Regions from separate parts of the Homo sapiens genome. Here region 2 is linked to region 1. Evidence: chromatin loops called from intact Hi-C (ENCODE). Cell type or tissue: dorsolateral prefrontal cortex. All regions are shown on one strand. Links, peaks and the distances in the headings refer to the core of each region. The heading gives the core; the rest is flanking DNA. Region 1 has its middle 140 kb from the start of DIPK2A. Region 2 has its middle 61 kb from the start of DIPK2A.

Region 1 (5,391 bases), core at 58-5,057:
ACATGATGCATATGACTTAACTAAAAAAAACACATACATGTGAGCACAGTGAATGATCTACGTTTGTAATTTATTTTCTGCCCCACATTATAACCCTGTATCCTGCTCCTCTGGATGTCACTGGCATAGTCACTTTCGGCCACTGTTCAAAGAATTCTGTGTGGTCAGGAAGCAGGGATTACAGGGAGGGGGCAATGATAGATTATGTTTAGCAACCAGGATGACTCAGCAGAAATTTAGCATATGGTACCAGACCAAGAAATATACAGATCTCTAGAAATTAAACTCAGAGAGCAAGGATTTACACTATAAAGAGAACAATGCATTTAGATACAATGAAAGAATAGGACAAGGTCCAAGGTGGATTCTTATAAAAATATTTACCTATATGAAATAAACTATATTTTCTCAAAAAATATTTTTCCAGGCTCTGCTACAAAGCTAAAGCTCTTAGTACGCCTAGGCTCATAATGCCTTCCCCTCTAGGATCAACATCTATCAGAGAAGATATTAATTGAATCTCAGGTGTGGCCATTTATAAGGCTGTGGGCAATGTAGCAATGTAAGAGTCAGTGGTATACAACTGATTTTCAAGACAACAGTAGACATATGTCAAACCTTATGCATGATTATTTCTAACTTCTCCATCAGGCAATGTATTAAAAAGCAACATGAATAAGCTAGATTTATCATTTTCAAAAATTTTCTAAAGGACTATGTTCTGGATATAAGGGAAAGTGAAAAACATCCTTTAAAATTATAATAACAGCATAAAAACATTAACGGTGCTGAAATTTTAAAAGATCAATAAGATATGTCATTAGAATAACAGAGATATCATAGGTAATTTTTTCAATATATTACATATTTATAATGTTAAACAAATTTGGAAATCAAGTAATCATATGCATGCTGAAGTATTTAGTAATGAAGTATACTAACATCTGCAAACTATTTTGAAATACGTACAAAAAGAAGATGCCTTGATGACAGATGAAAAGATGGATAAATGAAAAAAAGCAAGAATATGAAATGTAGCAAAGTGTTAATGGTAGGATTTAGATGGCATATACACGATTGCTACCTTCACAATTCTTCAACTTTTCTGCATATATTAAACATTCCATAATAAAATGTAAAAAAAATACTTATGAGTAGTCATTCCACTAAAGTTCTTGTTTTCATCATCTACCATCCTCAAAAGAGCCTTGTTTTATCAATTATCCACCTTTATTTGTGTATTATACCACTTTCTCAGTACTGGTTCTTTTCTCCTTTTAGCAGTTTAATAGAATGTGTGTGTGTGTGTGTGCGTGTGTGTGTGTGTGTGTGTGTGTGTGTGCGCTTTGTAAAAACAAAAATGTATTCCAATGAGGTTTAGAGAAGGGTTTGTACTACTCACAATTTGCAAGTTAAAGAAGCCTAACTCAATTTGACTCAAGTGAGATAGAGAATCTATTCACTTAACTCAAAAGTCTGGCTGCACAGTGGAAAATCTAGAAACTTCAAGCATGATTAGATTTGGAAGCTAAAATGACTATCAATAATCTACTTTTTTCCATCTCTCTGCCGTTTTTCTAATATGTTGGTGTCCTTTAATCCATGGTAAGATTATTTGAGAAGCGACTGTGTGAGGGGGAGGATTGTAGTGCTGTCTGTCATGTCCATTATAGAATCCTCTCCTATTCTGGAAAAATTCTACTCTTGGATTTGTCTGCCATTCTGGCTATCATCATATCACTTGCCAAATGTTTTAGAAGCTGTGTCTACACCCATTTTTCTTCTTCCTCACCGTCAAAACCATTCATAGTTTCCTGCAATCTGAGCAATCTGGATTCTCCTCCCACAGCTTCATTGAAACTGCTTGTATAAAAATAACCCATGGCTTCCATAGTGAGGAAGCCAGGGGAGACTCTCAGTTGTTACCTGACTGGCCTTCTGGGCAGTGTTTGGCTCTACTGACTGCTCACTTCTTTTCTTACTGTAGATTCTCCCACTAGCAGACCCTGCAACAAGGACCTGGGTTCAAGTAGTTGACTTGAAAGATAATCTCAAGAAACTGAAGTGGAGAAGTAGAAAAAAGTGGGAAAAGAAAGAGAAAAATACTAATAGAAGGCATAATTTCAAAAATGCCCTTACCAGCTTTTTTCTCGATTGTAACAATTCCCTAACAGGTCATCTTGCCTGGGTTTTATCTCACTAAATCCCTTCCTCAACATGGATTGAGAAAAATATACACAAATATGATACCCTTCTCATCAAAGTCTTTTCAGGCTCCCAAACCCTGCCAAATAAAATCCAGCCTTCTTAGCATTTAACACAAAGCCTCCCACCACTTAAGCCTCCTTTGCCTTTCTTTCACTTCTTGCCCTCATTTCCACCTGCAGTTTTAGGTTCTAATATTCAACTACTGCAGTGTTCCCAACAAGCCATTCTCTTGCACAACCTCTTCTCTTTGCCATAATTACCTGCCCCCACCTGGAGCGCTCTTCTCATCCTCTCTGCCTAAAATGTCTTACACATCCTTCACAACTGGGTCAGGTAGCCTTTCTCCATGTTTCATTGCACCTTGAGCAAACCTTTACATTGGCACCACTTAATGCTATTATGTCAACACAATCTGTTCCCTTTTCCCGTCTTCCATACTGAACCATGAGGATCTCAAAAACAAAGATCTTTTATTATTCGGTTAGCACTTAATAAACACCAAACTGAACTGTAAAAACACTAATAATACCATTACTGACATCTCCCAACTCAAGCATACAAAATTGGTTATAATTTCTTCTGGACAGAAGTTATAAGAGCTATTTATTATGGGAGGGAAAAAAGGAGGGACAAAGAAGCAAAGAGGTCTGTTTTACTCTGCATACCAGTATGTTAAAGCTAGCCAAATGCCTGCGGCATACGTTGCTGGAGCTGGTGAAGAGGAGGAGACAATACTCCCACTCTGTGCTCCTTGGCACTCTCTCTGGCAAATTTGCTAGGGCTTCCAAGATCTGGAATTGGCTCCAACCCCTAAGCTGAAGATTTGCTTTTATAAAAAGGTACTGAGAATTTAAGCTGCTATTTATCTTACCTATCTTAACTAGATGTAAATTTCCACCATAAAAACAGGTGATTTGGTCTCACATGTTGAGATTCTCAGAATAGTCTGTTAGCAGAGACTATTTAGTCAATATTTATTGTTCATCCATTCAACTAATACTTTGTTTTGTTTAAAACAATTTTTGAATAATAAAACATGTACGTAGGATAAATAGTCAACAGTAAAAAAGCATGTAGATCAGTGCTGTCTAAAACATTATTCTGCAATGAAGGAAATGTTCTATAGCTGTGCTTTTCAATGTGGTAGCCCTATCCACATATGTGCTTATTATGCCTTGAAAGGTAGCTAATGATATTGAAAAATGAAATTTTTTATTTAATTTAATTTGAATTAGTTTAATTTAAATAGCCACACATGGCTAGTAGCAAACATAATAGTGCAGCATAAACAGTAAAACTTCTCTTGCCCTTGTTTCTCTCAGCCACCAAGTTTCTCTCCTCAGACGTAACCATTATTATCAGACTCTTGAACATATTTCTAGTGATCTTCTATGCATTTGCAAACATATTTATATGTGAATGTGCACAATGAGTAGCATCCAAATTACACAGAACACTTTGAACCCTGTTTAATTCCTTTATAAAGATATGTGTTTAATATTATCATATCAGTGTGTAGGCTTGCCTCATATAGGAATATAATATAGTATTCCTTTTAATGTATGTGTCATAATTTGTCCTCTGTAGGTGAACATTTTGCTTGTCTTAAGTTTTGGAGGGGAAAAAATTACAATGACAATGAATGTTTCCAGGCTCTCCAAGACTGTTCACAAATTCCATGATTCACTAGAAGGACTCACAGCCTCAGAATATAGTTGTACTAACTGCTAAGGTTTATTACAGCAATGGATACGTAGCAGGAGCAACAAGGGGAAAAGATCCAAGAGGAATCTGGAGAAATTCATGCATAGGCTTCCTATGTTGTCTTTGTCCCATGGGATGACACACTGAGTGTGTTCCTTACTTCAGCAGGAAAAAAAAAAGTGCAGTAACATGCAAAGTTTGTCCAAGAAAACACATTAGAGGCTCAAAACCAACGTTTTCACTGGGGACTGGTCATATAGACACACCCTGCCTACCAACTACAAGCACTCCACATTTCCAGAAGAAACGCGGATGTTCAGTCCTCAAGTGAGTAAAACAGCTTTATCACTTAGGGAAAGTTTCATGTCAGTGCAGGGAACTATTTACCAGCCAAATCCCAGATGCCAGCCAAGAACCAACCTTCAGGCTTGCCATGTTAACTCTTTTCTGAATAAGAAATATTATTGTATATACCTAATTTTTCACATGTGCAAGTATATCTGCAGGATACCTAGATGTAGAAATGCTGCATCAAAGGGCATGAACGTTTCTATTATTAATAGACATTGCCAAAGTGTACACCAGCAAGGTATGAGAGTGTTCTGCTAAATTCCCACAGAGTGAGACAAATACTTTTAAATGTTTACTTTGTATAAGGCAATGCTGTAGGCACTGCAGATACAGCATTAAACAAGAAAGAGATCCCTACTTACACTCTATGAAAAGGAAGGCAGCAATAAAATAATAAGCAAGCGAACAAAATAATTTCAAATAATGGCTAATCATATAAAGAAAGTAGAATTCGATCACATAATATGTAGGGGCAAAGGGGGCTACTTTGGATTCAGTAGTTGAGGAAGTTCTCTCTGATGAAATATCTTTGAAATAGGATCACAATTACAAGAAGAAGACAACTATCCAAGTCTGGGGGCACAGACCTACCAGAAAAGTTTGAGGGAATCATACAGAGGCCTTAATGCAGGAACAGAGGCAAGGCCTCTATTACGAGAGCACTGTACTGGACCAATATGGAGAATAATTCAAGTTGAAGTCAGAGAGAACAGGAGGGGCCAGACTATGCAGAGACTTTCTACGTCAATGTGAGAAGTTTCGGTTTCATTCTGCACACTGTTGGGAAAGGCAGTCTCAGGCTAGAAATGCTTCAATCCCCTCTTGGCTGCATAAGAATGGGCCTTGAACCATAATTATGGTTATTGTGTCACACACTCTGTCCAATCCCAACATGTTTCTTGCCTTGTAAGAACCACCATAAAATCACTCAGTCCAGTCTCTAAAGCCCTGTAAATATCCTCCCTGACTTCTCCTTCTGAAATACTGCTAAGGATTAAGGTGATTTTTTTCCTTTACCCACAGAAGGTCTAAAAAACTTAGCCTTGCTTGATCAACGGATTTTCTTTGTTGTCTTTTGCAGAGTTGATCATGTTGAAGAGTGTGTAGGAAGAGATCAAGAGAGAAGCA
Region 2 (5,391 bases), core at 195-5,194, 80 kb after region 1:
GAGAAATTCAGCAAATAAAGCCTGTTGAAAATATGAGCATTTCTGCAGGCTTATTTCCAGTGGGACATTAACACTCACTTGCTGTAATACCTCTATTAATGAAGAGAATGTGACACACTTATCCATCAGGCATTTCATAAGCAAGACAGAAAAAATACAAAAGATTGAGGTGTTAGCCTCAGAACTCCATGTAGGAGAGTAAAAAAAGTATGACATATGGCATGAAAATACGACAAAATACTAAAGGAAATAGCATCAAATCTGCTGGAAAACATAAAATAGGCCTCTTAAGATTTAGCATAGAAGTAAATGAGGAGAAACCACACTAAAGGATATTAGCAAAGAAATACAATATTAACTCTACAGTCAAGGTGGAAGGTTTGAATAGTGGTTGGTTGGAGAAGGCTCACCAACTGACCTGTTGAAGGGCAGGGCAGCATAGGTTTCAGTAAGACACTCAAATGATGGACACAGTTTGATGTAGCTCCAGCCACTCCTATAGTTGCCATCAGGGACACAGAGGTATGGAGGGTGTGTTGGAGGAATATGCTGGGGAAAAAAATTGATGCGTCATCTTTCCCCTCTCATTTTTAATAGCAGTAACTCAATTTCACTTTCCCGGCCTTGAGAGCTTCTCTTCCACACTTCCTTCCCAAGTTCTGATATTATTTTAAGAGAAAACCAAATCTTTCCCTTCACAATTGAAATGAACAGGTATAAAACTTAAGTTTGTAAGACATAGTGCTTTTCAGGGTAAGACATTTATTAGACACACTCAAGAGCCAAAATCTCACTCAACAGTCAAAACCTCAAATGCTCACAGGGGCTAGCCAGCAACAAAAATGAGTGAAGCCACTGAGGAGGGAAGAAAGGAAGAGATGTGTAACTGTAGAGGACATGCCTTGTCTGCAGGGGACAGAACATTACCCAGCTTCAGCTGAGCATGGCCAAGGAAAAGTCTGGATCATTACAAATATTGCAAGAGCTTCATATATTTCAAAACGGATGTTGATCTCAATTTTCATGTAAAAACCTTTTTTTTCAAATGTTGGTAAGTACTTTATTAAAGCAAGCAAACAAAAAAACAAGGTGTGAGCAAACAAAACAATTTTGCTGCCCAAACACAGCAAATGCAGGGCACAGATTATTGCTTTCTGACCTGCTCACCAAAGAGGATTCTCTCTCCCAGTAGTCATCTAGGAGTTACTAGAATCTCTTCTAGAAGAGAATAAGGAGGCACTAGCCTAAGGTGGATAAGGCAAAAAGAGGTGAGGTAGATTTTGAAAGCCTTACAATTTTACTAATTGCAGCCCTATTTAAGCAGAACAAGTAGAAGCTGTGTAGAGACGCTTGTCAAGCCTAGCCACATACAAAGCTTTGCTTCCCACAGTTTTAACACTACCAACTTCATTATAAAGGAGATTAATTCCCAGAGTTTTCACTAATCAAGGTAACACACTATATGTTTTCTGGCATAAAGCATATTTATGAATCACATTAAGTTCTCTCTATATGAATGATTCTTCCTAGATGCAGCAGACTGTGGCTTTGGATTCTATAGCCCAAACATTATCAAGGACTCCAGAATGCTGATTTTTTTAAGGAATTAAACTGTAATCTGCAATGCAGCAATAAATTACTGTAGAGCTTTGAGCAAGAAGCCTGCTGCACATTGTCAGTTGGAAATGTTAAGACATCAGCTCTCAAGGTCACCAAAAAACACTACAGAAGTTCCTTTTACTGCTCTTAGATGGTGAGATGTATAAATCACTTAACTGGTACATAAGACTTACTTTAAGCAAAGAAAAATTGAACATTTCCTCTTTATTTCAAGAAAGGCAGCGAGCTGATGAATAGATCTGGGGATAATAAGAATGCTACAGCTTTAATTAGATGGCAGGAAACAACCACCAGGAAACCCTGAAGTACTCATGTCCCCATGAGTTTGGAACATATATATGTTTATAGGTATGTGCCTGAAGAATTTATAGTGTGTGTGGAGAAAGTGTTCTCTTGGAGAAACTAGAAGCATTCATATGGTTTCGCTATGAATTTTTAAAAGCTGGTACTGCTTGTTTACATGCTTTTTGCACTCTGTGTAAATTTATTTTCTATATAAATAAATATTATCTCATTACCAACCACCTCCATTAGAATCTAGCAGACCATGAAATAGGCTTTGGAAGATCAAGCAATGCACTTAGGCCCAGAAAAACATTGTTTTGGCTTCTAGCTTAAGAACTCATGGAAAAAAATAAAACTTTACATAACAGTTTGGAGAACATACACTATATCATCTTTTCTAGTCAAAGGCGGCAACTAAAAATGAAAGCAGATTACTCATAACTGTGAAAAATAAATCAGTTTCTATTTCTACCTACTCCTTTGTCCACCTTTTTAGTATTTCTAACTCTTGCATTTTTTCAATAATCTATCTTTAAAACAGCATATTTTCCCTAATACAAAAATAACACAAGGACGAAGTATCCTGAGATTTATATCTACTAAGTTAAATACTAAGTGATCGATCTACTCTCTCGCTTACTCTAAGTATATAACAATTTCCAAGAATAATGTCACTAAAAGTGTTATGAAATTCAAGAGCCACATTCTAGATTCCATTCTGAAATGTTGCTAAACTACCAATGAATCTAGTGTATATTCCGTTAAATAGACAAATGATGCCCAATGACAAACATAGCAAATGCACAATTTTGATTAAAATCACTTATTTAAATCTTTATTTAAATTGCATAAATTATATCAGCTTTTATAAAAATACATCAGAAAGTCCACGTGCCCAGAGTCCAAAATTCAAAAGAAATGTTTAAGTACCCTCCCAAAGAAACATTAAAGAGCAATGCATTTGTCCAGGATTTAAAAATGAGCAGGAAGTGTAGCAACACAAAGTTTGTAACACAAGTCCTATTGCCAGGTTTAGGGATGGGCAAAAGCCCAGGAACTGACGCGAGAGCCTGGCACAGCAGGAGCGGTCAGTTTTGGCTGGCAGAAGGCACAGTTTGAGAAGCGCAGCAAAGCACACAAAGCACACTTGTGTTCCACATCCTGAGAGTCCCAGAAAAGATACAGTGTAAGGACCCCTGAGTGCCTACACAGCAAAAGCTATCATAGTTTTTGCAGCATGAATGAAACATGTCAGTATTTGTATTTAGTGGAACACCAAAGAAAGTTTTAAAAGAATTTTGAGCTTATACTTCAGGAAAAATTAATTTGTTAAAGTGATTAGTCTAAGACAGTGTTTCTATTACTCTCTAAAGAAAGTTGATGTTAGATGGCCGTATTACAAAATCAAGGACTTTTTTCACATACTCTAGGGGCTTTTCAAAATTAAGTATATTTAAATATGAGCTTATATAAAGATGTCTATTTTCAAAAAAGCAATCATTCTTAAAATCTAGCTAATGAGTGGTGCCACAGCATCGCTGTAGAGACTGTTGATTGGAGGGGAAGAATGTGGCTTTGAGAAGTATCTGGCTGGGACCACCTTGAATCAGGGGTCAGTCTTGGCATAACAGTGGAGAGAGAGCCATACATCATGCATCTCGGAATAGGATGCCACACAAAGTAGGTGACATTACTCATAAAGCATTAACCCCACAAATATTCAACCTGAATATAATCACTCTTAAAGACTGAGCTTCTGGTTTATAGAAAAATATGATAGAACAAGTTAAAACAGCACCACCAGGAAACAAACAAATTCAAAAAGCAAGCTGTTCTACAACACAATTGGACCAGTCACATTAGCAAGTTAATATCATTAAGATTGAAAAAAGAGGAAGGGAGGAAAAGGGAGTGTTCTAAATTAAAACATACAGGAGACATCACAAATAAATGCAATGTGTGTCCCTCATGAGGATCCTGATTCTAATAACTATAATTGTAGAAGAGATTTTTGAATAACATAGAAAATTTGACTATGAGCTCAGTAGAGAGAATAAGGCAATTATTATTATATTTTTAATTGTGATAATAGAATTATAGTTATTTGGAAAACTGTCCTTATTTTTAAAGAGATGGTCTCTGAAGAATTTAGAGATAAAATGTCATGATGTCCATAATTTATTTTTTAAAACTTCAGAAAAAATAGATGAAGCAAATATGGTAAAAGTTTTAATAACTATAAATCTAACTGGTAGATACACAGGAGTTTTTTGTAGTATTCCCTCTACTTTTTATATGTTTTAAATTTTAATAATATAAACAAAACAAGCTACTAATTTTTTTAAAGTTGTTTCTGTTGCATCCTTTTTAAACTTTACTTATTCAAAGCAAAATAATATTTATTGCATTTAATTGTCTTCCTGTTTGATAAATCCTAATGAATAACTTTTGATCTTCCATTTATTCCTATTTTTTAATTGTTTTCAAAAAAGCAGGTATCTGGGCCTTAATTCAATAACTTTTGTAGAACACTTAGGAATATATTTTTTTCCACTCCACTGAAATCTAGATAAAAATACTATATGAATTTTATTTTAAAAAACGTTTTAAAGCAAATACGATCTGATCAAATGTGTTTGGGATTTCAAATGCATGACTTCCTTGATTTTTTTGAGCTCATTATTTACATAAAAATATTCAGAGTTATTTTCAGGGTAATTGTGATTGAAAATATAATAATAATTATTGCTATTGCAAAATTTGTATATGAAATTTTCATTTGGGCCTAGTCATGGTGACTTTTATGTAACATATCAAAACATTTTGTATTTTTTTGATATCAAATGTGAACAGTCTCTCAAATAAAATGAGACTTATAACTAGTTGCATTTAAGTACTCCTGTTGACATAAGCTACAACAGGTGTGGAGAAAGGAAAGGAGCGAGGTGAGGAGCAGGGGCGTGGAAAATTCTCCAATGCAGCAGAGAAGAAAACAGTTTAGGTCACAGCATTTTGATCTTGCATGTGATACAACCACTCAGCTAGAAAGAATGAAGTGATCACACTGATATTCAGAGTTTGTGTCTAAACACCATAATCTTTAAGATTCGGAGTGCTTCTTTTATTAAAGTCCCAAATACGTGCCTTATCCCTCTATCTATATATCTTTCTATCTATCTATCTATCTATCTATCTATCTATCTATCTATCATCTATCTCTCTATCTGTCTAGATAGGCCTTATGCCTATATCATCAACCTATTAGATAGATTAGGTAGATAGACATAGATAGATATAGGAATCATAGATAGATATATAGGTAGATAGATACATATCTAGATAGGTGATAGATGGATGGATGGATAGATAGATAGACAGATAGATAGACAGATAGAGATACATTTCCACAATTTCCTCATGGATATAATATCAGAATAAGAGGAATAAAAGTTGATAAAGGCTGGGCATGGTAAATCACGACTGTAA

What was found. Hi-C counts contacts between places; a loop is a spot of excess contacts. Peaks named below come from ENCODE experiments on the same cell type or tissue, not always from the same donor. Only the 100,000 strongest peaks of a DNase experiment are listed, where the experiment ranks them.
Region 2: it touches region 1 in a loop (27-fold over the local background); 5 of 110 quality-filtered maps call a loop at or near these places.

The regions. Positions count from the first base shown.
Region 1 is chr3:144,109,760-144,115,150 of GRCh38, reverse strand. No RefSeq gene overlaps it. Among named protein-coding and RNA genes, the nearest start is that of DIPK2A, 140 kb to the right of the region's middle. In dorsolateral prefrontal cortex, for the core only: no CTCF peak of the experiment used is centred there; a DNase peak (open chromatin) is centred at 2,930; H3K4me3 peaks cover 221 bases; H3K27ac peaks cover 3,145 bases.
Region 2 is chr3:144,029,708-144,035,098 of GRCh38, reverse strand. No RefSeq gene overlaps it. Among named protein-coding and RNA genes, the nearest start is that of DIPK2A, 61 kb to the right of the region's middle. In dorsolateral prefrontal cortex, for the core only: no CTCF peak of the experiment used is centred there; a DNase peak (open chromatin) is centred at 2,978; H3K4me3 peaks cover 2,132 bases; H3K27ac peaks cover 5,000 bases.